Regions from separate parts of the Mus musculus genome. Here region 1 is linked to region 2. Evidence: chromatin loops called from intact Hi-C (ENCODE). Cell type or tissue: heart. All regions are shown on one strand. Links, peaks and the distances in the headings refer to the core of each region. The heading gives the core; the rest is flanking DNA. Region 1 holds the start of Olfr525 (olfactory receptor 525). Region 2 holds the start of Olfr532 (olfactory receptor 532).

Region 1 (15,309 bases), core at 3,140-11,139, 99 kb after region 2:
TCAAAGTCCTTAGTGATCAGAGAAATGCAAGTCAAAATGACCCTGAGATTCTACCTTACACCAAGCAGAATGACTAGGATCAAAACACTGGGTGACAAAATATGTTGGAGAGAGATGTGGAGAAAGAAGAACACTCCTCCATTGCTGGTGGGATTGCAAACTGGTACAACCACTCTGTAAATCAATCTGAAGGTTCCTCAGAAAATTGGAAATAGATCTACTTGAAGACCCAGCTATACCACTCTTAGGATTATGCCCAAAAGATGGCCCACCATGCCACAGAGGCACATGTTCCACTATGTGGCCTTATTTGTGATAGCCAAAAGCTGGAAACAACCTAGATGTCCTATGACAGAAGAATGGATACAGAAAATGTGGTTCAATTACACAATGGAATACTACTCAGCTATTAAGAATGAGGACATCCTGAGTATTGCAGGCAAATGGATGGCAATAGAAAATATCATCCTGAATGAGGTAATTCAGGCCCAAAAAGGCATGGTGGTATGTACTCGCTGATAAGTGGGTATTAGAAAAAAAAAAGTAGAGAATACCTAAGATACAGTCCACAGAACTCAAAAAGGTCAACAAGCTGAAGTGCCCAAGTGAGGATACCTCAGTCTCACTTGGGAGAGAGAAGAAAGCAATCACAAGGGGGGAGGGAGAGAGAGATCTGAGAGGGAAAGTGGATGGCGGGAGCATTGGGGGGAAGAGGAGAGCCTGATCTGGTATTGGGTGAGAAAAAAAGGACTGAAATCCTGAGGGTCAGCAGAAAGAATGCAAACAGGCAACCTCGGGAAATAGGAGGTTGAGAAGTTACCTTTCATAAATGAAATAACCACATTAAATACAGTCAGAATATCCAAATTAACTATTGCATGTTTTTCAGGTTGCAGAATAAAGCATAATCAGACTATATGATGCCTACAAAAGTATATACTTAAAATATAAAAATAAAGCCGGGCAGTGGTGGTTCATGCCTGTAATCAGAGGCAGAGGCAGGTGGATTTCTGAGTTCGAGACTAGCCTGAGTTCCAGGACAGCCAAAACTGCACAGAGAAACCCAGTCTCGGGAAAAATAGATAGATAGATAGATAGATAGATAGATAGATAGATAGATAGATAGATAGATAGATAAGGCTGGAAGTAAAATAATAAAAATATACACTATGCTAACAGTTGAATGAAAGCTAGAGGGATTGATTTAATATCAGTGTTAATCTCAGAGTAGAAGTTAGTAGCATGAATAAAAGAACTTATTTATTGATGAAAAGTATTAACATGGAGTTGGAAACAGTGTAACAGAAGAACACAAAACCCGCATGTCCTAGCGAAACTGGTATAAGTACAAGACAATGTTATCTGGTTTATTACAGTGGGGTATCTCAGTCCTCTCAGTTAGGGACAGAACAAGGAGAGAGAGATAAGCAAGGACTATCAGCCTCCAAACCAGTGCATGAGCGCCACACACAATGATGACAGGATACAGGGACTTTATGAGGTCTCTCTGACTTTTACCCCATACTCAGCAATAAAACAAGTCTCAACACAATTAAAAGGGTATAAGTGATATAAGATTAGATAGATAGATAGATAGATAGATAGATAGATAGATAGATAGATAGATAGATAGACAGACAGAGAGAGTTGCAGAATTAAAGCCAACTCTAAGCACCAGCACTTTGGCACTAAGCCAGGATCTCCTGATCTGGTCAGTGAGAAATGAAACCAGACCAGGATGGAGGGGTCTGAGCAAGACTGAGGATGAGACAAGTTCATTACAAACAATCAGACTTTGGATACCCCTATCAGGGACAGAGTATAATGGCAGTTGCCAGGAAGAGTATGATTGTAGTTGCCAAGACACAACATCTTGCGCGTGCCGGACTGGCCAGCAGTAACGACACTGCAACAGGATCCTTCTGCACAAGTTTATTGGGAGAGCTTGATTGCAGTGGCGAAGAGACCCCGAGCCCGGAACTGGTGCTGCTTATATAGGCCTAGGAGAGGCGTGTGTCACACCCGGATTGGTTATGCACTATACCTCATTTGCATGTTCCTCATCTGATTGGTTACTCTCTCTCAGTACCTCACAGAACCTCATTATCATACCTTATTTGCATGTCTCACATCTGATTGGTTATACTCTCAAAACCTCATTGTCATGCTCGGGCCAGGCAGTGTCTTGGCAAAAAGATTTACTGCATATGTACACATTGGTTGTTTGTCCAAACTTATTCGTGGTGGCCAGCAATAGCCAGCGCCACTCTGCAACGGCACATGTGGCTTCCCACAACAACATTTGCATGTTATACAGAGTATTCAATATTAATGTCTCAGAGTAATTGTCCTGTGGAGCTTCACTGACTTCCAGGAAACACAGAGCCTGAATGCTTCACTGCCTGAAAGAGTCCCATGGTTTATCAGGAACTGAAAGGCACAGAGTGCTCCAGGAGCAACTGACTCTAAGGAAGCTAGATCAAGCCAAATTCATGCCTCCTTGCAATCAATAACAATGCCAACAGGAAATGCCTCAATATTTAGAGTTTAAGTAATGCCTTCCTAAGCAACACATCAAATAAAGAAATCAACAGGAGTGTTAATGAGCATGGGGGGGGGGGGGCAGAACAGATGTGTGAAGCAATAATTGGGGTAGTTTGTAGGGCTGCACCTCTGCAGTAAAGAACAATGCAAGCCACCCCCAATGCCAGTGTCACTCCTAAAGCAGCAGGGAGCCTCTCAGGAGCCTCTCAGGAGTTAGGGATAGTTAGACTTCAATTCTGAACTTCTTTCTATCAATGAATGTAGGTGGTGGTAAATACCAGTAGAAACCCCATTCACTGTTGATGAGCATGAAAAGGATGAAACCTCGGTGATAATTTCCTTACAAAACTCAGCCCACACACACCCTGAGACCCCACAAAGCCATTCACAGTCACTTACTACAGAAAAAGAAAAGCATGGAATAGGACTTTGATGATTATCTATAGAAAGAAGCTGGATAATACAGTGTGATAAAGCCTTAGAATCTACTGCTCACCAAAATAGAAAAGAGCACAGTACTTGTTACACATGCATGATAACAGGAAGGAATACTTAAAATACTTTTCTGGGCTAGAAAGATGGCTCAGCACCTAGGAACACTTATTGCTCATGCAGATGAACTGGGTTGTAGTACCACACCCATATGTTGGATTAGAGTCATCTGTAACTTCAACCAGGGATCCAACACCCTCTCTTGACCTCCAAGGGCACCAGGCATGCTTGTGGTACACATGCATACATCCAGTCAAAACATTCATACATATAAATAAAATTAAAAAACACTGTGCTATGAAAGAGCATACATGTCAAAGAATGTGTGTTGCATGACGCCGTGTGTACAAAGTTCTATAACACACAAAATCGACCTGCAGCTGAAATATCAGGCAGCAATGACTACCAGAAAGGACACTGATGACTTCAAGTCCAACATGTAGAACAGCCCTGGGTAAAACATCCTACATTAAAGGCTACCATCTCCACTCTCCTAGGAGACTTGCATTGCATAGCTCTGTGTATTTGCCAAAACTCAGTAAGTGATACACTGAGTCACTCATTTCACTGTCTGAAAATTTTACCCAAGCCAGAAAAACCTATAAACAAATGACTGCCTCTAATACGCATATGAAACTATTTAAGGGAGAATGAATTAATTGATGTTTGCAGCTTGTTTTGAAATGAGTAAAGTAGAGGGGCATGTGCATAAATAAATTAGGAAGTGGATATAGAGCAAGAACTCAACAGCAGAGCAGTGGGTACAAGATCACAGCTGCCCGGCTAAATCCTGACCAATTCACTATGCTTGAATTCTTTCAGTACGGAACTGTGGACATTAAAACCCTGGATACAGGGTAGAAAACACATCTCAGGACCAAATATGTAGGACCAATGAGATGGCTCAGCAGGTAGAGGTGCTTGCTAAGCCTGATAACCTATGTGGACTTCTACATCCTGCTTGGTAGAAAGAAAAAAGCTACTTTCTGTGGACTGATCTCTGAGAACATGAACACCACTGACATTAACAGGTGTGGTTGTACATGCGTCTGCTTGTATACTGAGTGGAGAGTATTGGGTCATTCATAGAGGCTTCCTAGGATCATGAGTGTGCCCTTGAAGAGAGAAAACAATCATGACATGGCAGGGAGTGGGTCAAAACAAAAGACTCTGACAAGTGTCTTGGAACAAGTGACTGGCAAAGAAATCAAGGTCTTAAAAAAAAAAAAAAAAAACAGCCACAGCAAAGGATTCAGAGGTGAAGAATCACAAGGCAACTGTACATTTGGAGGATGCTAGCAACAGCATCAAACAACACAGTGTTTATCATAGTCCAGAGGAGACTGTGTAGAGGTGAGAAGAGAGTCTAGGAGGATGCAGTGTGCAACAGCATTCAGAGGCCAGAGGGAGATTGAACTCCTACTCAGTCTGCAGAAGCTTCTGTCCAAACCAAGAAAAGTCTGGCATCCTCTACTATGACAGCAAAGCATCCCAACTGGAGAAGAAGAGATGTGTCAACCCACACCTTTCCTGGGCATTGCTGGTATGAGAAGCATATTGCTTGTTCTCTCTCCTCTCAGAGGTGTAAGGACCATGGTGCCACCAGACACACTTCTCAAGTCCAAACTAAGAGGACTTAGTCCAATATCCGGGTCTGGGTGATTTTCTCCAATGCATGATACCAAAAAGCTCTACGTAAGAGATAGCTACCCAGGATATAAACACACAGCCTACCCCAAACCTGGATGTCCTCACTTCCAAAAGAAAATGGCCAGTGGCTCCTCCAATGAGAGCACAGAAGATGTACATCCATATGAATTACCTATCTGTTCTCTGACAGGACATCAGATTCTCAGTCACACATCCCAAATAGTTCATCAACAGCTTGATCAAGTCACATTTGTTGCCTTCTGCCTCCTCATTGGAAACAGGGAAATAACTTTTTGAGGGCAACTTTGACATCCTTGTTCCTTAGAGAATAAATGGCGGGGTTCAGGGTAGGGCTGACTGCTGTGTACAATAAAGCAACTACTTTGCCATTCTCCAAGGAGGATCCGGAGCCAGGCTGCAAATAGGTGTAGATGACGGTGGAGTAGTACAGGACAACCACCACCAGGTGGGCAGAGCAGGTAGAGAAGGCTCGCTTCTTGCCCTCTGTGGAGCGGATGCGCAGGATGCTGGTGATGATGAAGCTATAGGATATCATAGTCAACAGAAAGTTGACCACACCAAAATAAACATCTGCAATGACAATCATGATGTTGTTGAGGGTGGTTGGGCTGCAAGACAGAAGCAGCAGTGTTGGGACTTCACATAAAAAGTGACGAATTTGGTTGGGGCCACAGAAATTGAGTCGTGCCATCAAGCCAGTGTGCACAGATGTGCTGGCTGCACTGATGACCCACACACTGCCGGCGAGCAGGACACAGATGGGCCAGCTCATCAGCATGCTGTAGTGCAGTGGGCGACAGATGGCCACATAGCGGTCATAGGCCATGGCAGTGAGCAGCAGCAGCTCAGCCCCTAGAAACCAGGTCAGGAAAAAGAGTTGGGTCATGCATCCCTTATAAGAAATGTGGCTGCTCTTACCCACCAAACCCTCCAGCAGCTTGGGAAGAACAGTGGATGTACAGACGATGTCCAACAGGGCCAGGTTTGCAAGGAAGAAGTACATGGGGGTGTGAAGGCTTGAGTTGAGGCTGATGGCTATGATGATGAGGGTGTTTCCTGCAAGAGCCAGGATGTAAAGAAGCAAGAAAAAGGCCAAGAAGAGAGCCTGGAGCCCAGGGTCCTCAGAGAGTCCCTGCAGGACAAACTCCACCACAGTTGTGTAATTGTTTATTTCCATTTGAGAGTGAGTCCTGGGAGTTACTGTGACACAGATGGGATGGTCAAGGAGACACCAGGTGTGAGGCAGCCATCATTTCACACTGGGTTCAGACAGCCGTGAGTAGGAGTGCTTCTCAATGCTCTGTTTCTGTAGAATTGATAACATCATCTCTCAACACAGTGTGACAGTGTGAGCATGAACTCTCCACTCTGTACACAGTAGACCCAGAACAGAAGGAACCCCTGCCTGTGATGGGCAATATCCATCTACAGCTTCTGTTTGATTTAACATAGATCATGCCCTATGATACTCTGAGAACTGGAGCTCCTTTCAGCATGTACACCAGGCAGCTAAGGCATACTAAGGGGCAGTCTGTTCCACAGCATAGACCTTTTGAACCTAGAGAAGACCAACCTTATCAAGGAGTGGGCCAGGGTTCTCAGAGGCAGGCATAAAAACAGTTCCAGGATGTATGTTTTGGGGTCGTGATAGATTCAGAACACGAAGCTGTTACAGAATGGCATGTAGGTGGTACAGATGGCCCTGGCTCTTGGGGAATGAATATAACCCTTTTGTAAATACCAGAACTGTCTATTTCTACGTGGCCACTCTAAATCACTCCCTTGAGGATGACAAACCCAGCGAGGACAACAGGTATCACTCACTACCCTGGGAAGGCTTGTGCCTGCCAGAGAAGGTATCAGGCTGTGCCAGGACTGGAAACAACATGAAAGGCATGGACCTGGCTTCACGCCAGCCCCCAATTTCTAGGCTATCACTCCTACCCAGCTTCAAGTCTATCTTCCCCTCACCTTATACACATATATCTCTAATCATCCAGGACTCTCCAAGCATATGGGCCTCTCAGGTAGAGAAGAATAGGAACTGATCAGCATGCAGAGAAAGAGCTCTGCCCCTTTCTACTATCTGATGGGAATGAGCAGGCCCACACCCATCCTGGAGACTCCATGAGTGGGATGTTGGCTACATGAAAACAAAGAAGTCACAAAGGGTATGTGAAAACAAAGAAGTCACAAAGGGTATGTGCTGAACAAGGAAGACACTTTCCCCCTGTGATTGCACAGATCAAGGTCTTTCTCCTACAGGGTGAACTTAAGAGAAGGACCTGAGCCTATGATTCCCCAACCCCTCCTATTGAAGAGCTAAGCTACCCATAGAAACTTCAAGACCCATACTTGTGCCCACAAAAGGAAAGATTTATCTGTGAGCCTTCCCTGCAGATCCCAGGGGCCTCATACAGAAGGCAGGGCCTCTCAACTGAACCCCCCAAATTCCCTCTGTCTACATCTCAACCCTAGTAACTGTCTGCTTCTAACTATTCAGGCCACAGGTGGCTCTGAGTTCTGAACTCTGTACCAGATCCACAGGAAACCACCATGCCTCTTTAGAGACCCAAATCTGCCTCAGAGCCAAGCCACAAGGCAAGATTTCTATTCATACTGATCAACAGTGCAGATAGGTCACAGAGCAAACCTACAGAGCCATGCATTTAAAGTTTCAAACTGTAACTATGAGTCAAAGTAATTCTGGTAACAGGTTTTTTTTTCATTTTTATATACTAAAATAGATCAAAGCAAAACCAAATCTCTTCTGAGAATTATCTCTCCCTCACAGAAGACACAGAAAGAAGAAAGAAAGGAGAGAGAGAGAGAGAGAAAGAGAGAGAGAGAGAGAGAGAGAGAGAGAGAGAGAGAGAGAGAGAGAGAGAGAGATGGGTACCCAAAAGGAAAGAGGGAATAGAGGAAGGAGCAACTCACATGGAAGGAGAAGCTGTCTGTGGCTGCCCATCTATACCCAAGATGTCTACATGTCATAGAGAACATACAGGATGGGCACAAAGCTATAACCCTGTGTCTCTTTTGTTTGCTCTTGACCTTAATGTAGGGTCTGCCCCATGGGGTGGACACTGAGGTTGCTAGGGAGTGGCCCACAGAGAGCAATTACCCACAATGAGGTAAACAGGAGTCCCTCTAGGCCATAGTCCCCAAGCTGAGACACCAGGACCCTAAGGCATAGAGAAAGCAGATGCCTGAGGTCATGTGCTCTAGGACACTGACCCCCTGTGGTGATTTCTACCCTGGGGATGCGTGCAAGACAGCTTGCCTGAGCATCATGTACCCTTGATCCCTGTAGGAGGATGTATTTCATGTTAACAAACTGTTCCTCAGCATAGTTTATTGGTTTCCCTCCCCTCCTTTTATCATTGCATCATTAAATTATCTTGGTGTGACATGGTCCTATTGATAAACCAACTCTGATCAGTTAATTCATCACTATCTGAGGACATAAATTGTAGGCCACTCTCATGCTTTGACTGGGAAATGCACAGTCATTATGGTAGATCACACTTGAGGTTGACCCTGAATAGAAGCAACTTTTCTCTGAAGTTTTCAAATCTTCCCATGGGGAGAGATTGTGTGAAAACTGTGGAGGTGAGGTTCAGCATGAATTACAGGACTTGAGGTCCACCATGTTCTGTGGCATGAGCCCTTGGCAGCAGATTGGCTTCCCTGTAAAGCCAGAAGACTCACAGCGGGGGTGAACCATCTCTTGTAGTCACAGATCAGTACACAAAGTAACCCGTTCAGAATCAGTCATTGCAAAAACTAATGGACCTAAAATAATCCAAACTCCACAAACCAAATGACCACTGGCCACCTTAAGTTCCAGATCCTCCAAAGTCCTTGAACTCTGTTAATATGCACATTATCAATCTCTCCTAAAATGTTACCTATTTAACAGAACAACAAACACAACACTTATAGCACAACTCAAGATTCGAACAATTTGTAGAGCACATTAAGATGAGATAAGAGCTTCAATTAAATTTGATCTTTCTAGTCAATCCACCATAAAGAGACTAATCTGAGTTATAAAACTAATAAGTAATTTAAGTCTGTTACACTGGTTTAAGGATAATGCGTAGTCCAAAACAAGTCACCATATTTATAGCATATAAGCCTCAAACCTAGGGCTAATTAGCTCATGGAAAACTGATGGTCGGTCATCTGCCCCTCACTGCCCTGGAGCAGCAGTCATCACAGAGCAGGGTACCCAGACAGCCCAGCAATGAGATGTGGTAGTGTGGCCATGGACCTAACAACTGCCCATAGGCCTGTGAGGACTCTGTCTTCTGCCTGTGAAAATACCATGTGGTGGTTTGGCTGCTTTAATGGCCACATGCAGTGAAGGACATTAACAGCTAAAAGCTAACCAGCAGGGAGGGGCTGTAGGGTCAAGAACTTGAATGAGGTGGACAGCCCTGCAACTGGCCTGTACTGCTCCTTGAAGCAGCCCCCCACCACCACTTCAGCTCAGGTATGACAGCACAGAGTACAGGAGGCTTTGACTCTTCAAAGAAGGCACAGTAAGCCACATTTTTCATTTTTATTTAGGAAGCAACTGTAGGACTATCTCCTACACAACCCCAAATAGGAAAGAGGGCTCAGAAGAGGAAAGCTAGGGGGAGCTGGTCATGGAGGCTCTATGAAAGCAACTCTGATGACATTAGATGAGCTCCTGCAGAACACACAGCAACATGTTATCCATAACACACCCAGTGCATTAGAAGGACTGACATTGCATGTAGTAAAGTAGGAGCAGCCTCTGTTTGTCATCCCTCTGGGCGATGGGGTTATACACATCCATCATGGAGTTAGGTAGGCCTGTCTGGGCTACCTCTAAAGAGAACAGCACTTAGAATATCCCCATGGCTGTTTTCTCGTGAGAATTAAATTAGAACTGATTTGAAGATGACCTTGGGCTCTCCTGTTCAGTAGGATAGGATGGCCAGGCTTTGGTTCATCCCATTGCTTGTGGTTACAGGAGCTCCACTTGTTGATGTCCTGGAGCTGCCTAGGGGCTGGTGCACATGGGGCCATTCAATGCCAGGTTCAGTCACTGGGGGCCAATTTGTTCCCTATGTAGTGGTTCTTTATCCTCCAGGAGTTTGGACATAAAGAACTCCTGGGACCACATTTAGATTTCTGAAAACAAATATGTCAATAGTTTCACACACCTAGAAAGATCCAAAGTTACATGAGCTAGACTCACTCTTTGAACTGCAGAAGGATAGGCATCAGATCTGGACCACAGCCACTCATGAAAAGTAGAAATGCAACCCCACACCCACAAAGGGCTGTCTCTAGAGCCCATGCTATTGTACAATTTATTGGAGCATCCAAAGCTTAGCATCCTGTGCAGGGAAACCCACTGTGTGCCACTCCAATGGCTTGCTGACCTGAATCACTTTCATTGGGTTGGTTGGCTGTCCCACATGCACCAAATCCTGGGCTTCCTCCAACAGGATCCCTACCCAAGAAAGCCTTGCTTCTCCCTCTGAGCCTAGTCTCCACTCAGCCCCAAATGCTCTCTGTGATTGTAGTTGTCGGCTTGTTTTTATGATTGACTTCCTTTTGTGGAGACAGTCTTACTGTGAAGTTCAAGTACTGGGATTATTGTTGTGCCCCCATGGTTCCTGATTTATTCATAAGTTTATATTTGCTAGAAGCTAAAGAAAACATTAACAAAGACATCACAAGAATAAACGTGTTCCAAAATCATTAGCTTCCATGCAATGTGTGTTTGGCTCACGCAATCATTTTCTCTAAATACTTCATTCCTGTTACGGCTTCCCACCTGTGAAGTGTGCTAGCCTTACTATCTTTTCCTCACTACCTGAGTGTCCAGCAAGTGCATTGAGCTTCTATCAAAATAAAACTAATCCTCCCTCTTTCATCTGCATCACTGAGGCCAACAGTTCCTGGTAGAGCTTTCTGAGTAACAAAAACCCAAATGTCACTTCAAGGGAGCCACTTAAAGACTAGGAGTGTCTATTGCAATCTTGGAACCTAGAGGAAGCAGGTCTTTCCCGGCATGGGGATCAGGCAGGGGCAGATGCTATGCTGATTTGAACAACAAATCACTCCCATAAGCTCAGGTATTTGAAGTTGGCTGCCAGGTGATGCCACTGTTTGGGGAGGTTTAAGATGTATGGCTTGCTGGTGGGAGAACATCACTGAAGGTGAGCTCTGGTGATGTATAGGCTTGCCATGCCTCCAGTTTCCTCTCTTTGCTTTGCATTCATCATTGATGATGTAATCTCTCAGCTTTCTGCTCCAGCTACCATGCCTGCTCCTTGCTGCTATGCATCAAGGATACATGGACCATTATCCTTCTGGAACTGTCAATCCAAAGAGACCCTGCTATGAACTCCCTTTGTCATGGTATCTTATCACAAAGACAGAGAGTAACTAAATCAGATGGGAAGAACCCTCTGCACTGGAGAACAGAGCAGCAGTGGCATATGCACCACTTGGTAGAAAACCAGACCTCAGCAATGTTTCCCATTGGCTCACCTTGACTCCATGGAACCCAGCAATGCTCCCCACTGGGTCAGCCTTACCCAGGAAATCTGTTCACTGTGGCTTTTCCCATCTGCCATATCTGCAAACATTTCCCTTCACAATGCAGGACATGCCTCCTGTCAGTCCAGAAACATTGCAGCCCACTAACTGAAGTCACCACTCCCTATGTGAGCACAAGTCATTCTTATGTAGAGTCATAGTGGACTGATGTCATTGTTACAGTTTCCATCTGGGGCTGCAGGTGGGGAGTATTGACTGGGATTTAATGTGAATAAATAAATTAATGGGGAAAATTGAAATAGCTTTAGTAAATTCCTAAAACTGATCAGATTCACAAGGCTCCTTCCATCCATTAATAAACAATAAAGGCTGCTGAGAGTCACCATCACACAAGCCAAAGAAGACTCTGAGACCAGACCAGCTACCTGGAAGAAGAAACCGACAGAGGTGCCTGGAATATGCTTAGACCTACCAACTCATTGGAAACAACACTCTCCAACCTCCTGAGCTGCCTGGAGTGTGCTCCAGGTTCCCAAATTTTGTGAGCCAATTTTGTCACCCAACCTATGGTGACCTTTGGTGATACAGCTCCTGTAAGTAACCTCTCCTCCACATTCCTGTACATACCGTAGGCCCCAAATGCTGAGAAAGCAGCCTCCTGTTGATAGGAGAGGGAGCTGTGGTCACTAAGGTTGAGGCCATCTAGACTATGTGTGTACTGGGCTCTCGTCACTTCCCACTCAAGACTGCCAGTTGGGGTACAGTGAAAGTTAAGTCCCTGAGTGTGTTTTATGAATCAGAAGCTAAGGCTAAGCTAATGCTGACAGAGGGCAGGATCTTCCAATGGGAAGTGCTACACAAAGGGCACACAGTATGGTCAGGCCGCTCTCATCTAGCTTTTAAATGTAGCATGGAAAGACATTTTAGGTTCCTGAATTTTACCTATTTCCAGAGAAGAATATTTTAATACACTATACAGTCCTGAACCCACATTCACTGGACTTCATAACACCCTATTCACCACTCTATCCCTCAGTGCCCAGAGTGGGTTCAGGGAGAGGGGTTTGGGTAGCTATGCTGTGCTGGCTCTATTCCCAATGCCATCCAGCAAACAGGCTCAATATAATAATGGCATAGCCTGGGCTAGCAGCCCTGAGGACCTGCTCCTGAGGTCCTATAAAAAAAGTTCTATAAAAATACATAAGGAAATTCACATTAGTCTTTTAACTTAATTATTCCAGTTTATCAGATACACCAAGCCATGCAAACCACATTAATCTTGCAGCAATACAATGTCAACATCATCATGAACACCTTGCAAAAGTAGTTCCCCTGTGTATGTAACAATCTTCCTTCGTTTTGCAGCTTTCAGAGTTCCTACCAATGCTTCAAAGAGATTGGCACATCTGTCATTCTGGAAGAGGACCCCAAACTTCACACTTAATTTTCCATCAGCATTTTTGGAACCCAGGCGATTAATTTCCTCCACCAGGAGGTTAACTTCATGTTCCACATTCATTGCTGACTCTCCGATTGCTTCCTTCTTCACGGAAGAGCTGCTGCTGCGTGGGTCTGAGCCCTGTACCCTGGGGAGGAACAGTCCAAAGGGCCTTTTCTGGTGAACTTTCACTATTGAAGACCAGTTCACTTCCTGATGGGCAACCATTGCTGGCCATGGGACCCATCATTGTGGTTTGTGTCCCTGGTGAGATCCCCTTGAAGAAAAATAATTTTTTATTTAAAAGTGGCCATCAATTGGACACAGCATTTGTGTTAGGGATGGGGCTTGTGTCCACTTCTCCTTTCAGCTCTAAGAGTCCATCAGGTGCAGACCCATGCAAGCCCTGTGCATGCTGCCGCAGTCTCTGTGAGTGTGTATGTGTGCAACTCTGTTGTATGTAGAAGGTCTTGATGCTTTGATAGGCTCCATCCCCTCTGGCTCTTACAGCCTTATCCCCTCCTGTCCCACAGATTTCCTGAGCTCTCAGTAGAGGGGCTTGATGGAGACATTCTTTTAAGAGCTGAGTGTTCCAAGGTCTCTCTTTCTCTGTATATTGTCTGGCTGTGGGCCCCATCTGCTAAAGGAGGAAGCTTTGCTGATGATGGCTGAGTATAGTATAACATTGTTCGGAGTCATTTATAGCTAAGTTCCTTTAGTAAAACAGTGTGTGTTATTTTCCTCTTGATCCCTCACTATCTAGTGTCATGTTTGTAGCCACCCAAGCAGCAAGGTTTTTGAGTAAGGATTTCATCTCATGGAGTAGGCCTTAAAGCTAGTATTGGCTGGTGACTACCACAAGCCTTGTGCTACTATTGCTTTTGCAGGCAGATCACTCTTGTAGACCAAAGTGTTTGTAGTTGGGCTTGTGTTTACCTTTCTCCTTTGGTAGTGTGCAGTCTATCTTCTAATAACATGAATTACTAGTGCATAGGTGTTAAGGTTTTAGGCAGACCACATATCAATCATGCCTGGCATGGTGGTTTGAATAGGAATGGCCCTGGTAGGCTCATATATTTGAATGCTTAGTCACTAGAGTGTGCCACTATTTGAGAAGGGTAAGAAGGTATGGCCTTGTCACAGGCATGGGCTTAGAGGTTTCAAAAAGTGGAAGCCTAGTGTTTCTCTCTCTCTCTCTCTCTCTCTCTCTCTCTCTCTGTAAGAATGTAACTCTCAGCTACCACTGCAATGCCATGCTCCCACCATGCTCTCTGTCATGACGATAATGGGCTAAGCGTCTGAAACTGTCAGGAAGTCCCTAATTAAATGTTTTCCTTTATAAGAATTGCCTTGGTCATGGTTTTTATTCACAGCAATAGACACCCTAACTTAGTCACCTTGAACTGGAAACCTAAGCAGCTTCTTGGGACTAGTGATATTATGGATCTTAGAAAAGACTGTACTACTGCCACCTTGCTAATTCTCTACTACATTCAAATTCTTATACTAACAGATAAGTGTAGCTATGACACCTCCATCAAAGAGATTTCTCCTTTAACAGCAAATGGAGACCATGACAGAAAACCACAACTGGACACAATGTAGATGTCAATGGATTGTAGGTAGTCCAGCCTCAATCAATACTCATGCATCACAGCTCCTGCATATATGGCTCAGAGAACATGGAGGAAGAGGGAAGAGAAAGATTATAAGAGCCAAAATACCAAGAAGTCTTGTGCATACAATCTCTCCTAAATATGGCTATATAAACAAGACCAAATAATGGCAATATCATTGGATATGTTAATATGTTAGGAACAAGAAACATGACACACACACACACACACACACACACACACACACACACACAAACCCTCAAAATCCCTACAGAATCAACTAGCCTGAGCCCATAAAAGCTCACTGAGACTGAAACACCAACCAGAGTCCATGCATGGGATGGACCTAGGCCCTCTACACAGATGTAACAGATCTGCAGTGTGGTCTTGTTGGGAGCCATTAAGGCAACGCTATTGTCCTGATCTCTGAATTGGGCCTCTCCCCCCAAGAAGAAAAGAGGGTCAAAAGCGGGCCACCGACACATGGATTCCGAGAACTACGGGATGTTCCAGCCCTGGGTCATCACCGCTCTCCTGACCACACCCTGACACCACCAAGTTCCTGCTTCCCCGTGTAGCTGTCAAAAGAAAGAATTTCTATTGCCCCCCCTTCCCATAAGTACTTCTCCTTTTGCTTGTATTGCCCCATCCCTCCCGCTGATAAGTATCTGTACTTCCCCGTTTCCTTGTGCAATTCTACTGCCCCATCCTTCCTGCTGAAAGGCACTTCCCCTTTTGCTTGTGTATTTAAACCTTGGGCCTGGCTAATACATTTTGGGGTCTTGATACAACTTCAGAACCGTTTCCGTGTCGTTACTCGTACAAGACCCTCGTCTCTCTCTAACCCCCATTTGGTTATTAGGAGGAGGTCCCCTCGAGACCCTCGAATAACTGGACCTGCTGGATGGGTCATGGTCTTCATGTGGAGCCCCTAACAGCAGAAGCAGGGGCTGTCTCTGATTCTCTTGCCTGCTTTAGATCCCTTTCCCCGAACTGGCTTGA
Region 2 (15,309 bases), core at 2,399-10,398:
AATAAACAGGCTGAGAAAGAAATTAGGGAAACAACACCCTTCTCAATAGTCACAAATAATATAAAATATCTTGGCGTGACTCTAACTAAGTAAGTGAAAAATCTGTATGATAAAAACTTCAAATCTCTGAAGAAAGAAATTAAGGAAGATCTCAGAAGATGGAAAGATCTCCCATGCTCATGGATTGGCAGGATCAACATTGTAAAAATGGCTATCTTGCCAAAAGCAATCTACAGATTCAATGCAATCCCCATCAAAATTCCAACTCAATTCTTCAACGAATTGGAAGGAGCAATTTGCAAATTTGTCTGGAATAACAAAAAACCTAGGATAGCAAAAAGTCTCCTCAAGGATAAAAGAACTTCTGGCGGAATCACCATGCCAGACCTAAAGCTTTACTACAGAGCAATTGTGATAAAAACTGCATGGTACTGGTATAGAGACAGACAAGTAGACCAATGGAATAGAATTGAAGACCCAGAAATGAACCCACACACCTATGGTCACTTGATCTTCGACAAGGGAGCTAAAACCATCCAGTGGAAGAAAGACAGCATTTTCAACAATTGGTGCTGGCACAACTGGTTGTTATCGTGTAGAAGAATGCGAATCGATCCATACTTATCTCCTTGTACTAAGGTCAAATCTAAGTGGATCAAGGATCTTCACATAAAACCAGAGACACTGAAACTTATAGAGGAGAAAGTGGGGAAAAGCCTTGAAGATATGGGCACAGGGGAAAAATTCCTGAACAGAACAGCAATGGCTTGTGCTGTAAGATCGAGAATTGACAAATGGGACCTAATGAAACTCCAAAGTTTCTGCATGGCAAAAGACACCGTCAATAAGACAAAAAGACCACCAACAGATTGGGAAAGGATCTTTACCTATCCTAAATCAGATAGGGGACTAATATCCAACATATATAAAGAACTCAAGAAGGTGGACTTCAGAAAATCAAATAACCCAATTAAAAAATGGGGCTCAGAACTGAACAAAGAATTCTAACCTGAGGAATACCGAATGGCAGAGAAACACATGAAAAAATGTTCAACATCCTTAATCATCAGGGAAATGCAAATCAAAACAACCCTGAGATTCCACCTCACACCAGTCAGAATGGCTAAGATCAAAAATTCAGGTGACAGCAGATGCTGGCGTGGATGTGGAGAAAGAGGAACACTCCTCCATTGTTGGTGGGAGTGCAGGCTTGTACAACCACTCTGGAAATCAGTCTGGCGGTTCCTCAGAAAATTGGACATAGTACTACCGGAGGATCCAGCAATACCTCTCCTGGGCATATATCCAGAAGAAGCCCCAACTGGTAAGAAGGACACATGCTCCACTATGTTCATAGCAGCCTTATTTATAATAGCCAGAAGCTGGAAAGAACCTAGATGCCCCTCAACAGAGGAATGGATACAGAAAATGTGGTACATTTACACAATGGAGTACTACTCAGCTATTAAAAAGAATGAATTTATGAAATTCCTAGCCAAATGGATGGACCTGGAGGGCATCATCCTGAGTGAGGTAACACATTCACAAAGAAACTCACACAATATGTACTCACTGATAAGTGGATATTAGCCCCAAACCTAGGATACCCAAGATATAAGATATAATTTGCTAAACACATGAAACTCAAGAAGAATGAAGACTGAAGTGTGGACACTATGCCCCTCCTTAGATTTGGGAACAAAACACCCATGGAAGGAGTTACAGAGACGGAGTTTGGAGCTGAGATGAAAGGATGGACCATGTAGAGACTGCCATATCCAGGGATCCACCCCATAATCAGCATCCAAACGCTGACACCATTGCATACACTAGCAAGATTTTATTGAAAGGACCCAGATGTAGCTGTCTCTTGTGAGACTATGCCGGGGCCTAGCAAACACAGAAGTGGATGCTCACAGTCAGCTAATGGATGGATCATAGGGCTCCCAATGGAGGAGCTAGAGAAAGTAGCCAAGGAGCTAAAGGGATCTGCAACCCTATAGGTGGAACAACATTATGAACTAACCAGTACCCCGGAGCTCTTGACTCTAGCTGCATATATATCAAAAGATGGCCTAGTCGGCCATCACTGGAAAGAGAGGCCCATTGGACTTGCAAACTTTATATGCCCCAGTACAGGGGAACACCAGGGCCAAAAAGGGGGGGGGGGCAGGGGAGTGGGGGTGGGTGGATATGGGGGACTTTTGGTATAGCATTGGAAATGTAAATGAGCTAAATACCTACTAAAAAATGGAGAAAAGAAAAAAAAATGAAAAAAAAAAGAAATTTGGGAAACAACACCCTTCTCAATAGTCACAAATAATATAAAATACCTTGGCGTGACTCTAACTAAGGAAGTGAAAGATCTGTATGATAAGAACTTCAAGTCTCTGAAGAAAGAAATTAAAGAAGACCTCAGAAGATGGAAAGATCTCCCATGCTCATGGATTGGCAGGATCAACATTGTAAAAATGGCTATCTTGCCAAAAGCAATCTACAGATTCAATGCAATCCCCATCAAAATTCCAACTCAATTCTTCAACGAATTAGAAAGGGCAATCTGCAAATTCATCTGGAATAACAAAAAGCCTAGGATAGCAAAAACTCTTCTCAAGGATAAAAGAACCTCTGGTGGAATCACCATGCCTGACCTAAAGCTTTACTACAGAGCAATTGTGATAAAAACTGCATGGTACTGGTATAGTGACAGACAAGTAAACCAATGGAATAGAATTGAAGACCCAGAAATGAACCCACACACCTATGGTCACTTGATCTTCGACAAGGGAGCTAAAACCATCCAGTGGAAGAAAGACAGTATTTTCAACAAATTGTGCTGGCACAATTGGTTGTTATCATGTAGAAGAATGAGAATCGATCCATTCCTATCTCCTTGTACTAAGGTCAAATCTAAGTGGAACATAAAACCAGAGACACTGAAACTTATAGAGGAGAAAGTTGGGAAAAGCCTTGAAGACATAGGCACAGGAAAAAAATTCCTGAATAGAACAGCAATGGCTTGCGCTGTAAGATCGAGAATTGACAATGGGACCTCATGAAACTGCAAAGCTTCTGCAAAGCAAAAGACACCGTCAATAATACAAAAAGGCCACCAACAGATTGGGAAAGGATCTTTACCTATCCCAAATCAGATAGGGGACTAATATCCAATATATATAAAGAACTCAAGAAGGTGGACTCCAGATAATCAAATAACCCCATTAAAAAATGGGGCTCAGAACTGAACAAAGAATTCTAACCTGAGGAATACCGAATGGCAGAGAAACACATGAAAAAATGTTCAACATCCTTAATCATCAGGGAAATGCAAATCAAAACAACCCTGAGATTCCACCTCACACCAGTCAGAATAGCTAATCCAAAAATTCAGGTGACAGCAGATGCTGGCGAGGATGTGGAGAAAGAGGAACATTCCTCCATTGTTGGTGGGATTGCAAGCTTGTACAACCACTCTGGAAATCAGTCTGGCGGTTTCTTAGAAAATTGGACATAGTACTACGGGAGGATGCAGCAATACCTCTCCTGGGAATATATCCAGAAGATGTCCTAACCGGTAAGAAGGACACATGCTCCACTCTGTTCATAGCAGCCTTATTTATAATAGCCATAGGCTGGAAAGAACCCAAATGCCCCTCAACAGAGGAATGGATACAGAAAATGTGGTACATTTACACAATGGAGTACTACTCAGCTATTAAAAAGAATGAATTTATGAAATTCCTAGGCAAATGGATGGACCTGGAGGGCATCATCCTGAGTGAGGTAACACAATCACAAAGAAACTCACACAATACGTACTCACTGATAAGTGAATACTAGCCCAAAACTTAGGATACCCAAGATATAAGATACAATTTGCTAAATGCATGAAACTCAAGAAGAAAGAAGACCAAAATGTGGACACTGTGCCCCTTCTTAGAATTGGGAAAAAAACACCCATGGAAGGAGTTACAGAGACAAAGTTTGGAGCTGTACAAAAGGATGGACCATCTAGAGACTCAATATCCAGGGATCCACCCCATAATCAGCATCCAAACACTGACAGCATTGCATACACTAGCAAGATTTTGCTGAAAGGACCCAGATATAGCTGTCTCTTGTGAGACTATGCCGGGGCCTAGCATGCACAGAAGTGGATGCTCACAGTCAGCTATTGGATAGATCACAGGGCCCCCAATGGAGGAGCTAGAGAAAGTACCCAAGGAGCTAAAGGAATCTGCAACCCTATAGTTGGAACAACATTATGAACTAACCAGTACCCCGGAGCTCTTGACTCTAGCAGCATATGTATCAAAAGATGGCCTAGTTGGCCATCACTGGAAAGAAGCCCAGGATTTGTTCCATGTAGGACAACCAACCAACCGAATGAAAGGCATTCAGGTTGGCAAGCTATTGGAGTGGCACACAGTAAGCCTAGCCCATGTAACCTTGGATTTTTATAGGTGTGTGAAGCTATTAACATATTTGTCTTCCAAGATCATAACTAAATATGGTCCCAGGAGTTCTTTATGTCCAAACTGCTGGAATAGACAGCACCATTACAAAGGGAAAAAAATGGGATTGAAACCTGGCATTAAACAGTCCCATGTGTACCAGCCCCTAGGTAGCTCCAGGACATCAACAAGTGGAGCTCCTGTAACCATAAACAATGGGATGAGGGACAGTTTGTTAACAAGAAATACATCTTTCTACAGTGATCAAGGGTACATGATGCTTAGGCAAGATGTTTTGGTGGCATCCCTGGGGTAGAAATCACCAAGGGGTCAGTGTCCAAGAGTTGTGCACATGATCTCAGGCATCAGCTTTCTCCATGACTTATGGCTTGGCAACTGTGGCCTATAGAGACTCCTGTTTACCTCACTGTTGGTAATTGCTCTCTGAGGGCCACTCCCAAGAAATCCCAGAGTCCACCCCAGTGGCTAGTCTACATTAGGACAAAAGTACAAAAATGAGACACAGGGCTCTTTGTGGACATAATGTATGAATTCTTCCAAACACATAGACCTTTTGGATTTAGACCGACTTCTCCTGTCATGTGAGTTGTTCCTCTATTCATTTTTTCTGTTTGGGCATCCACCTTCTTGTCTCTCTTTCTTTCTTTCTTTCTTTCTTTCTTTCTTTCTTTCTTTCTTTCTTTCTTTCTTTCTTTCTTTCTTTCTTTCTTCCTTCCTTTCTTTCTTTCTTTCTCTCTCTCTCTCTCTCTCTCCCTCTCTCTCTCTCTCTCTCTCTCTCTCTCTCTCTCTCTCTCTCTCTCTCCCTCCCTCCCTCCCTCCCTCCCTTCCTTCCTCTCCTTCCTTCCTTCCTTCCTTCCTTCCTTCCTTCCTTCCTTCCTTCCTTCCTTCCTTTCCTTGTTTTTAACTTCTCTGAGGATGGGATGATTATCACAAGAGATTTGGTTTTGCTCTGATCAATTTTAGTGTATAAAAATATAAAAAAACAACTCTTACCAGAATCACCTTGCTTCAGAGTTGCAGTTTGAAACTTTAAATGCATGACTCTATAAGTCTGCTCTGTGCCTATGACCAGTTGATCAGTGTGAAAAGAAATCTTGCCCTATGGCTTGGCTCCGTGGCAGAGCTGGATCTCTAGGGAAGACTGTTTTCTGTGAGTCTGGTATAGAGTTCAGCACTCAGAAACTCCTGTGACCTGAGGAGTTACAAGCACATAGGTACTGGGGATGAGACATAATCAGAGGAGGCTTGGAGGTTCATTTGAGTAGCCTTATGTTCCATAAGATACCTTGGGTATCTATAGGGAATACCCTTGGCTTTGTGGGCACAAGTATGGGTCCTGAGAGTTCTATGGATAGCTTAGCTCTTCAGTGGGAGGGGATGGGGTTATCAAAATCTCAGGCACTGTTCTCAAGTTTACCCTGTAGGTGAAAGGCCTTGATCTGTGCACTAACAGGGGGAGAGTGTCTTCCTTGTTCAGCACATATCCTGTTTAAGTTCTTTGTTTTCTTGTAGCCAACATCCCACTGATGGAGTCTCCAGGATGGGTCTGGGCATGTTCAATCCCATCACACAGTAGAAAGGGGCAGAGCTCTTTCTCTGCATGCTGATCAGTCCTCATCCTTCTCTACGTGAGAGGCCTATACACATGGAGAGTCATGGATGATTACAGATATATGTGTATGAGGTGAAGAGAGGACAGATGTGAAACTGGCAGTGTGATAGTCTAGAAATTTGGCTGGATTGAAGCTGGATCTATGCCATAGCATGGTCAGACGCCTTCTCTGGCAGGCACAAGCCTCCACCAGTGCAAGGTAGCTGTTGTCCTCACTGAGTTTATCATTCACAAGGGAGTGACTCGGGGTGGCAATGGAGAAATAGAAAGTGTGGTGTGCAGAAAAGAGGTGCTATGCTATAACTGTTCCATGTTCTAAACCACTCCAGATCCCAATCGTCCTCTCTCCCAAACTGTTTTTCTGCCTGCCTCTGAGAAGGCAGCCCACCCCTTGATAAGTTTGGTCCTTTCTAGATCCAAAAAAGTCTATGCTGTAAAACAGACTGCCCCTTGGTATGCCTTAGCTGACTGGCATACATGCTAAGAGAAGCTCCAGTTCTCAAGGTATCATAGAACATGATGTATGTTAAAGCAAGCAGAATCTCTAGAAGGATATTGCCCATCACAGGCAGGGCTTCCTTCTGATCTGGGTCTACTGTGTACAGAGTGGAGAGTTCATGCTCACACTGTCACACTGTGTTGAGAGATGATGTTATCATTTCTACAGAAACAGAGCCATGAGAAGCAATCCTGGACCCAGTGTGAAATGATGGCTGCCCCATACCCTGTGTCTCCTTGACCATCCCCAGCTGTTTCACAGTAAATCCCAGAACTCACTCTCAAATGGCAATAAACAATTCCACAACTGTGGTGGAGTTTGTCCTGCAGGGACTCTCTGAGGACCCTGGGCTCCAGGCTCTCTTCTTGGCCTTTTTCTTGCTCCTTTACATCCTGGCTCTTGCAGGAAACACCCTCATCATCATAGCCATCAGCCTCAACCCAAGGCTTCACACACCCATGTATTTCTTCCTTGCAAACCTGGCCCTGTTGGACATCATCTGTACCTCCACTGTTGTTCCCAAGCTGCTGGAGGGTTTGGTGGGTAAGAGCAGCCACATTTCTTATAAGGGATGCATGACCCAAGTCTTCTTCCTCATCTGGGTTCTAGGGGCTGAGCTGCTGCTGCTCACTGCCATGGCCTATGACCGCTATGTGGCCATCTGCCGCCCACTGCACTACAACACACTGATGAGCTGGCCCATCTGTGTCCTGCTTGCAGGTTTTGTGTGGGTGATTGGCATAGCCAACACATCTGTGCATATTGGCCTGCTGGTGCGACTCAATTTCTGTGGCTCCAACCAAATTCGTCACTTCTTATGTGAAGTCCCAACACTGCTGCTTCTGTCTTGCAGCCCAACCACCCTCAACAACATTATGCTTGTCATCGCAGATGTTTATTTTGGTGTGCTCAACTTTCTGTTGACTATGATATCCTACAGCTTCATCATTTCCAGCATCCTGCGCATTCGCTCAGCCGAGGGCAAGAAGCGTGCATTCTCTACCTGCTCTGCCCACCTGGTAGTAGTCACCCTGTACTACTCCACCATCATCTACACCTATCTACAGCCTGGCTCTGGATCCTCCTTCCAGAATAGCAAGGTTGTTACCTTACTGTACACAGCAGTCAGCCCTACCTTGAATCCCATCATTTATTCTCTAAGGAACAAGGATGTGAAGGTAGCCCTCAAAAGGTTATTTCCCTGTTTTCATTGAGGAGGCAGAAGTCACCAAATGTGATTTGATCAAGCTGTTGTTGAACTATATGGGATGTGTGACTGAGAATTTGATGTCCTGTCAGAGTACAGATAGTTAATTTATATTGTAGATGTACATCTTCTGTGCCCTCCTTGGAGGAGACACTGGCCATTTTCTTTTGGAAGTGTGGGCATCCAGGTCTGAGGAAGGCTGTGTGTATATCCTGGAAAGCTATCTCTTACATAGAGCTTTTTGGTATCATGCATTTGAGAAAATCACCCAAACACCTATATTGGACTAAGTCCTCTTAGTTTGTACTTGAGAACTGTGTCTGGTGGCACCATGGTCCTTACACCTCTGAGAGGAGAGCGAACAAGGAGCATTCTTTTCATATCAGCAATACCCAGGAAGGTGTGGCTTGACTCCTCTGTTCTTTTTCTGCCGGAACTTTTGCTATCATATCTTGTTTTGGGCAGAAATTTCTGCAGACTGAGTAGATGTTCAATCTCCCTCTGGCCTCTGGATGTCACTGTCCATAGCATCCTCCTGTACTCTCTTCCCTCCCCTACAGTTTTCTCCAGGCTATAATAAACACTCTGTTCTTTGATGCTTTTGCTAGCAACCTACAAATGTTCAGCTGCCCCTGTAATTCCTCACCTCTGGATCTATATGTGTACCTTCTTTTTAAAGACCATGAATTCTTTGCTCATCACTTGTTCCAAGACACTTGTTAGAGTCTATATTGTTTTGACCAATACCTGCTATGTCATGATTATTTTCTCTCCTCATTGGCACACTCATGATCGTGGGAAGCCTCTGTAAATGGCTCAATATCCTCCACTTAGGATACAAGCACACTCATGCACTACTGCACTTGCCAATGCCATTGTGCTCATGCTCATCATACATCAATCAGGTATAGGATCCAGCTCATTTGCTTTTCTACGAAGGGGACTCGTAGAAGTCAACACAGGTTATCAGGCTTGGCAGCAAGCACTTTTACCCACTGAATCATCTTACTGTCATGCACATTTGATCTTGAGATGTGTTTTCTACACTGTATCCAGGGTTTTAATGTCCACTGTGCTTACTGAAAGAGTTCAAGCAAAGTGAATTGGTCAGGATATAGCCGGACATCTACGATCTTCTCCCCACTGCTCTGCTGTTGAGTTCTTGCTCTATATTCACTTCTTAATTTATTTGTTCAGGTGCCCTTCCATTTCACTCATTTCAAAACAGGCTGTAATTATTAATTCACTCTTCCTTAAACAGTTTCATGTGCATATGAGAGACAATAATTTGTTTATAGGTTTTTCTTGCCTGGGCCCCTAAGGAAACATTTCAGACAGTGAAATGGGCAAGTCAGGCCATCACTTACTGAGTTTTGGCAAATACACATAGCTATGTAATGCAAGTCTCCTAGGAGAGTGGAGATGGCAGCCTTCAATGTAGGATATTTTAGCCAGGTTTGATCTACCTGTTGGGCCTGAGGTCATCAGTGCCCATTCTGGTAGTAGTTTCTGTCCTGACATTTCAGCTGCAGGTCAGTTTTGTGTATTATACAACTTTGTACACATGACATCATGCAACACACATTCTGACATGTATGCTCTTTCATAGCATGTTGTTTTTTTATTTTTTAATATTATTTATATGTATAAAGATTTTGACTGGATGTTTTTATGTGTACCACAAGCATGCCTGGTGGCCTCGGAGGTGAGAAGAGTGTGTTAGATCCCCTGGAATGAAGTGACAGATGGCTGTATGCCAACATGTGGATGGGCAAATAGAGCCCAGGTCATCTGCAGAGCAGTAAGTGTTCTTAAATGATGCGACATCTTTCCAGCCACACAACAATATTTAAAATGCACTCCTGTTCTCTTATGTACCCAATGCTATGTTCTTTTCCATTTTGGTGAGTACTAGGATCTAAGGCTATAACACACTTTATTACTCAACTCCCATAAACAATCATACAAATCCTCTTCCATTCCTTTCTTTCTCTGCAGTAAGAGACAGTGAATGGCTTCTCAGGGACTCAGGGTGAGTTGAGGCTGAGTTTTGTAACAAAGTTTTCACTGGGGTTTTACCCTTCATACTCTCAGCAACAGTGAATGGGATTTCTACTGGCTTTTACTCTCACTTACATTCATTGAAAGAAAAGGACTCAGGATTGAAGCCTAATCATCCCTGACTCCTGCTCAGTTCCTGAGAGGGTCCCTGCTGCTCTAGGAGTGACACTGGCATTGGGGTTGTAAGCAGTAGTTGATGTAGTTTGTAGGGCTGCACTTTTGTTATTTAGTGCAGAGGTGCAGTCCTACAAACTACATCAACTACTGCTTCACACATTGTTCTGCCCCTGTGCTCCTTAACACCCCTGGTGATTTCCTTTTTTTTTTTTTTTTTTTTTTGATGTGGTACTCAGGAAGGTATTACTTAAATTCTAAATATTTAGGCATTTCCCAGTTGGCACTGTTGTTCTAGCTTCCTTAGATTCTGTTGCTCCTGGAGAACCCTGTGCCTTTCAGTTCCGGAAAAACTGAGGCATTCCCCAAGGAAATTAAGCATTCCGGCTGTGTTCCCTAGAAGTCAGCAAAGCATATAGAAGATCAACAGGACAATTACTCTGAGACATTAACATTGCATACTCTGTGTAGCTTTCAAAAAGTGTATCTTGGCAACTACAATTGTAATCTCCCTGGGCAACCGCCATTGTATTCTGTCTCTGATAGAGGTCTCCAAAGTCTGATTGTTTGTAGTGAACTTGTCTTATCCTTGGTCTTGCTCAGACCCCTCCATCCTGGTCTGGTTTTCCTTTCTCACTGACTGTACGTACACACACATGCACATATATACACACGCACATATGTTCCATGGGTCATCAAAAAAAAACCTGTATCCTACAATATGAACTAACCAGTACCCCCCAGTGCTCGTGTCTCTAGCTGCATATGTAGCAGAAGATGGCCTATTCAGTCATCATTGGGAAGAGAGGCCCCTTGGTCTTGCAAACTTTATATGCCACAGTACATGGGAACACCAGAGCCAAGAAGTGGGAGTGTGTGGGTGGGGGATTGGTGAGGGGAGTGTATGGGGGACTTTTGGGATAGCATTTGAAGTGTAATTGAATAAAATACCTAATTAAAAAATAAGAGAAAAAAACCCTGTGTCCTGTCATCATTGTGTTGGTGCTCATGCAGAATGGAGGTTAAAGTTTCTGGAGGCAATTAGTTCGCGCTAATGTCCTTGTTCTGTTCATTACTGAGTGGAATGAGGTACTCCACTGTAATAAACCACTTCACTTTGCCTTGTACTTATATCAGTTTCTTTTCCTGTGCATAATAGTTCTGTTGCTAGGGGTAGAAGTGTTTTGGGGTTCTTCTGTCACACTGACTATTTCTAACTCCATGTTAACCCTTTATCAATCAATAATTTCCTTTATTCATGCTATTAACTTCTGCACTGAGCTTAAGACTGTCTGATATTAAAACACTAAGCTGGTCCATATTTCATTCGACTGTTGGTATGATGTATTTTTTCATTATTTTATTTTCTGCATAATTATATTAATTTTAAAATTTATTTACATCCCAAATGTTGCCTCTCCAGTCCCCTGCTCCAAAATTCTTCACCTTATCTCACCTCCTCTTCCCCTCTAAGAATTTGCCTTTCCTGGTCAACCTCCTTCTCTGTGGCATCAAGTCACTACAGTAGTAGGTAAATCCTCTTTCACTGGGGTCCAAAATGGCAGTCACTTCTCTGCTACATGTATGCCAGGGGCCTTGGATCAGCCCATGTATACTCTTTGGTTAGTGACTTAGACTCTGTGAACTCCTAGTTGATACCTTTGGTCTTCCTATGGCGTTGCCCTCCCCTTCAGTTCTTTTTAATCCTTCCCCCAAGTGTTCCACAGGGATCCCCAACCTCAGTCAAATGCTTGGCTGTGCATCTGTCTCAGTCTGCTGCTGGTAGAGCCTCTCAGAGGACAGTCACGCTAGGCTGCAAGCACAACCTACCATCAGTAATAGTGCCATGGTTTGGTCCCCACCCATGGAATGAATCTCAAGTTGGGCCAGACATTGGTCTGCCATTCCTTCTGTCTGCTCTATTTTTGTCTCTGCTTTTCTTTTAGACAGGAGCAATTTGGATAAAAAATTTTGATGGTGGGTTTATGATTCCATTCCTCTACTGGGGGCCTTGTCTGACTGCTGGAGGTGGACTCTTCAAGCTCTATCTCCCCAATATTGGGTATTTCAGCCAGGGTCACCACATTGAGTCCTGGGTGCATCTCACATTCCAGTTTCTGGGACTTTCTAGAGATCCCTCCTACATCCCACCCTCAACAACTGCTTATTTCCATTCATTTTCCTGGCCCTCTGGGCTTCTTTCCTATCCCCCCCCCATATCTGATCCTGACCCCCTTTGCTTACTGCCTCCCCTCTCCCACTCAGGTAAATCACTGCTTCTGCTTCCTATGATTATTTTGGTCTCCCTTCTAAGTGAGATTTAAGCATCCTTTCTTGGGCCTTTCTGCTTATCATACTATGGTCTATAGGCTGTATACTAGGTGTTCTGTACATTTTAGCTGATATTCAATTATCAGTGAGCATATGCCATACATGTCATTTTGGGTCTGGGTTACCTCACTCAGGATAATATTTTCTAGTTTCATCTATTTGCCTAAAAAAATCATGATATCCTTGTTTTTAATAGCAGGATAGTATTCCATTGTGTAGATGTACCCCATTTTCTGTATCTATTCTTCAGTTGAGGAACATACATCTGGGTTGTTTCCAGCTTTTGGCTATTATAAATAAGTCTTCTGTGAACTTTGTGGAGTTTTTATCCTCTTAGACACTGCAAACCTTTCTCTTATTCTTCCATAAGAGTTCCCAAGCTTTATCCACTGTTTGGTTTGGGTGTCTGCCTCTGTCTGAGTCAGTTGGTGGGTTGGGCCTCTCAGAGGACAGCTGTGTTAGAGTCCTGTCTGCAAGTATAACAGAGAGTCATCAATAGTAACAGAGATTGGTGCTTGAACATGAGGTGGATTTCAAGTTGGGTCAGTTGTTGGTTGTCTATTCATTCAGTCTCTTTTAAATTCCCAAGCTCTGCAGACAATATAAATTTTTCTTGTTGACAGTATAAATTTTGAGTCAAAAATTTTATGTGTGCATTAGTGTCACTATTGCTCCACTTGGGTTCCTGCTTGGCCACAGGAGGCAGCCTCCAGACTCGTTATACCCAATGCTGTGAGTCTCAGCTAAAGACACCTCACTGATTCCTGGGTGCCTCCCCTATCTGAAGTTTCTGTCTCTTCCTGGAGATGCACTCTACCTCCCACCCTGTTGGTTGTGGATTTCCATTCATTCTCATGGCAATCTTGGATTCCTGCCTATTCCTCTCTGCCCCTGACCCTGAACCTCACACCTTTTCTTCTCAGCCCCCTCTCCTATCCAGTTCCCTCCCTCCATCTGCCTTCAAGAACTATTCCATTTTCCCTTCTAAGTGAGGTTCAAACATCCTTGCTTATATCTTTTTGTTTCTCCAGCCTTCTAGGCTCTGTGGAGAACAGCATGCGCATCCTGTATTTGATGGCTAATAGCCACTCATAAGTGAATATATACTGTGCATGTCCTATTGGAACTGGGTTATGTTACTGAAAATGATATTCTCAAGGTCCATCGATTTGCCTTCAAAACTTATGATGTCTTTGCTTTTCATAGCTGAATAGTATTCCATTGTATAGATTTTCCATATTTTCCTTATCCATTCTTCAGTTGAGGGACATCTAGATTGTTCCTAGTTTCTGGTTATTATGAATAAAACAGATATGATCATAGTTAAGCAAGTGTCTTGTGGGATGGTGAAGGATCTTTTGCGTATATGCCTAGGAGTGATAAGGTTGTGTCATGAGGTAGAACTATTCCCAATTTTCTGAGAAAATAACAAATTGATAAAAAAAATTGTTTGTACAGATTTGCACTCCCACCACATCCTAGTAAGGGTTTTACTGTTGTGAACAAAGACCATGACCAAGGGCAACTCTTATAAATGACATTTAATTGGGGCTGGCTTACATATTCAGATGTTCATTCCATAATTATCAAGGCAGGAAGCATGGCAGCATCCAGGCAGGAATGGTGCAGATGTTGTGCCCTGAGTCCACAGGAAACCAAGATGAGCCCAAGAATTGCAAAGCCCACTGCAATTTGCAAAAGAGTCTTTTATTTTCAGGTTTAAACTTGGTTTGCCCTCCTAGCATTCACTGTGTTAATGTGAAAAGTGACCTTGAGTCCAGAAAACATTGGTATAGAAATAGAGTGAATATTTACAGAAAAAGGGGAGTAGAGGGTGGAATAGTACTGAAGCTGGAGAGGGTTAATGGGTGTCTGTTCAAGGACTAATTTTATGGCCAGTTGTAACTGTCTGTGACCTGACCTCTGTTTACCTTTTACTTTTTCCATGGTCTCCCCTGAGCTTGTTATTTCTCTAAGGTCTCAAGGACAGGCACCTGGAGATTTATCAGGAGGAGTGTTATGTGTTGGTTTTGGAGACACAGAGGTTGTGCCATACTAATGCTGGGGAAGTGGGGTGCTGCTACAGCAGAGAAACCAGCTGTCTGCATATCTTGCTTGCCATGAGGGTGGGGTGGGGAGGGAGGATGGGAGCCTCTGGCAGGGAAGACAGACGCAAACTCTCTGTATAACACTAAGGTCTCTCTAGTATCAGTAATTCGGGGGTAACAACACAGGAGGAACTGACAGTTCTAAATCTTCATCTGAAGGCTGCTAGCAGAATATTGGCTTCCAGGCAGCTAGGATGAGACTCTTATAGCCCCCACCCACAGTGACACTTCTACTCCAACAGGGCCACACCTAATTGTGCCAGTTCCTTGGCTGAGCATATGCAAACCATCACATACCAGAAATGGAGGAGTGTTCTCTTTGCTCCACATCCTAGCCAGCATGTGCTAATACTTGAGGTTTTTTTTTTATCTTAACTGTTAGGAACCAACAAGCTAATAACTAACAGGTGATCTTCCCGAGCTGGTCTGCCTTGAATTATAATAATCTACAACAGATTCATTCCTATAGACAAGGCCCAAGAGAAAATCATTTTAGGAAAGATTACTGCTATTAATGTGCTTTTCCTGTTATTATTAAACATATATGACAACCATTAAGTGTTATCCTACCCTTTTGAGGAGATCTCTCCAGATCTACCAAGATGCACTATATTGTAGTGATGCTATATAGACAAATAGATGACTTCTTAATTCTTTATGATGATCCCATTAGAATTCCTAAAATTACATCAGTATTTATTAAGCTTTTTTTTTTTATAGTGTGACTGCTCTTAGGTCTCTTCTCCAATGAGAACTCTGCCACTCTCCAATGTGGCACCAGTTAATTGCTTCTAGATAGTAACCAGACTTTCTACTACTCAGAGCACATTCCAAGAGGTTGTAAAACCATTAACCAACGATTATAAAAAGGGAGCTAATGATTTATTGTCGTTTCTAGGATA

What was found. A loop is a pair of places that touch in the nucleus more often than their neighbours do. Peaks named below come from ENCODE experiments on the same cell type or tissue, not always from the same donor. Only the 100,000 strongest peaks of a DNase experiment are listed, where the experiment ranks them.
Region 1: it touches region 2 in a loop (27-fold over the local background); 8 of 42 quality-filtered maps call a loop at or near these places.

Annotation. Positions count from the first base shown.
Region 1 is chr7:140,313,276-140,328,584 of GRCm38, reverse strand. It overlaps Olfr525 (olfactory receptor 525), which reads right to left and starts at 5,884. Exons shown (of 1, transcript NM_146956.1): 1 at 4,955-5,884. The coding sequence starts at 5,884. The coding sequence ends at 4,955. It also overlaps the pseudogene Gm6314. In heart, for the core only: no CTCF peak of the experiment used is centred there; no DNase peak of the experiment used is centred there.
Region 2 is chr7:140,411,333-140,426,641 of GRCm38, reverse strand. Olfr532 (olfactory receptor 532) reads left to right here and starts at 6,871. Exons shown (of 1, transcript NM_147026.1): 1 at 6,871-7,800. The coding sequence starts at 6,871. The coding sequence ends at 7,800. In heart, for the core only: no CTCF peak of the experiment used is centred there; no DNase peak of the experiment used is centred there.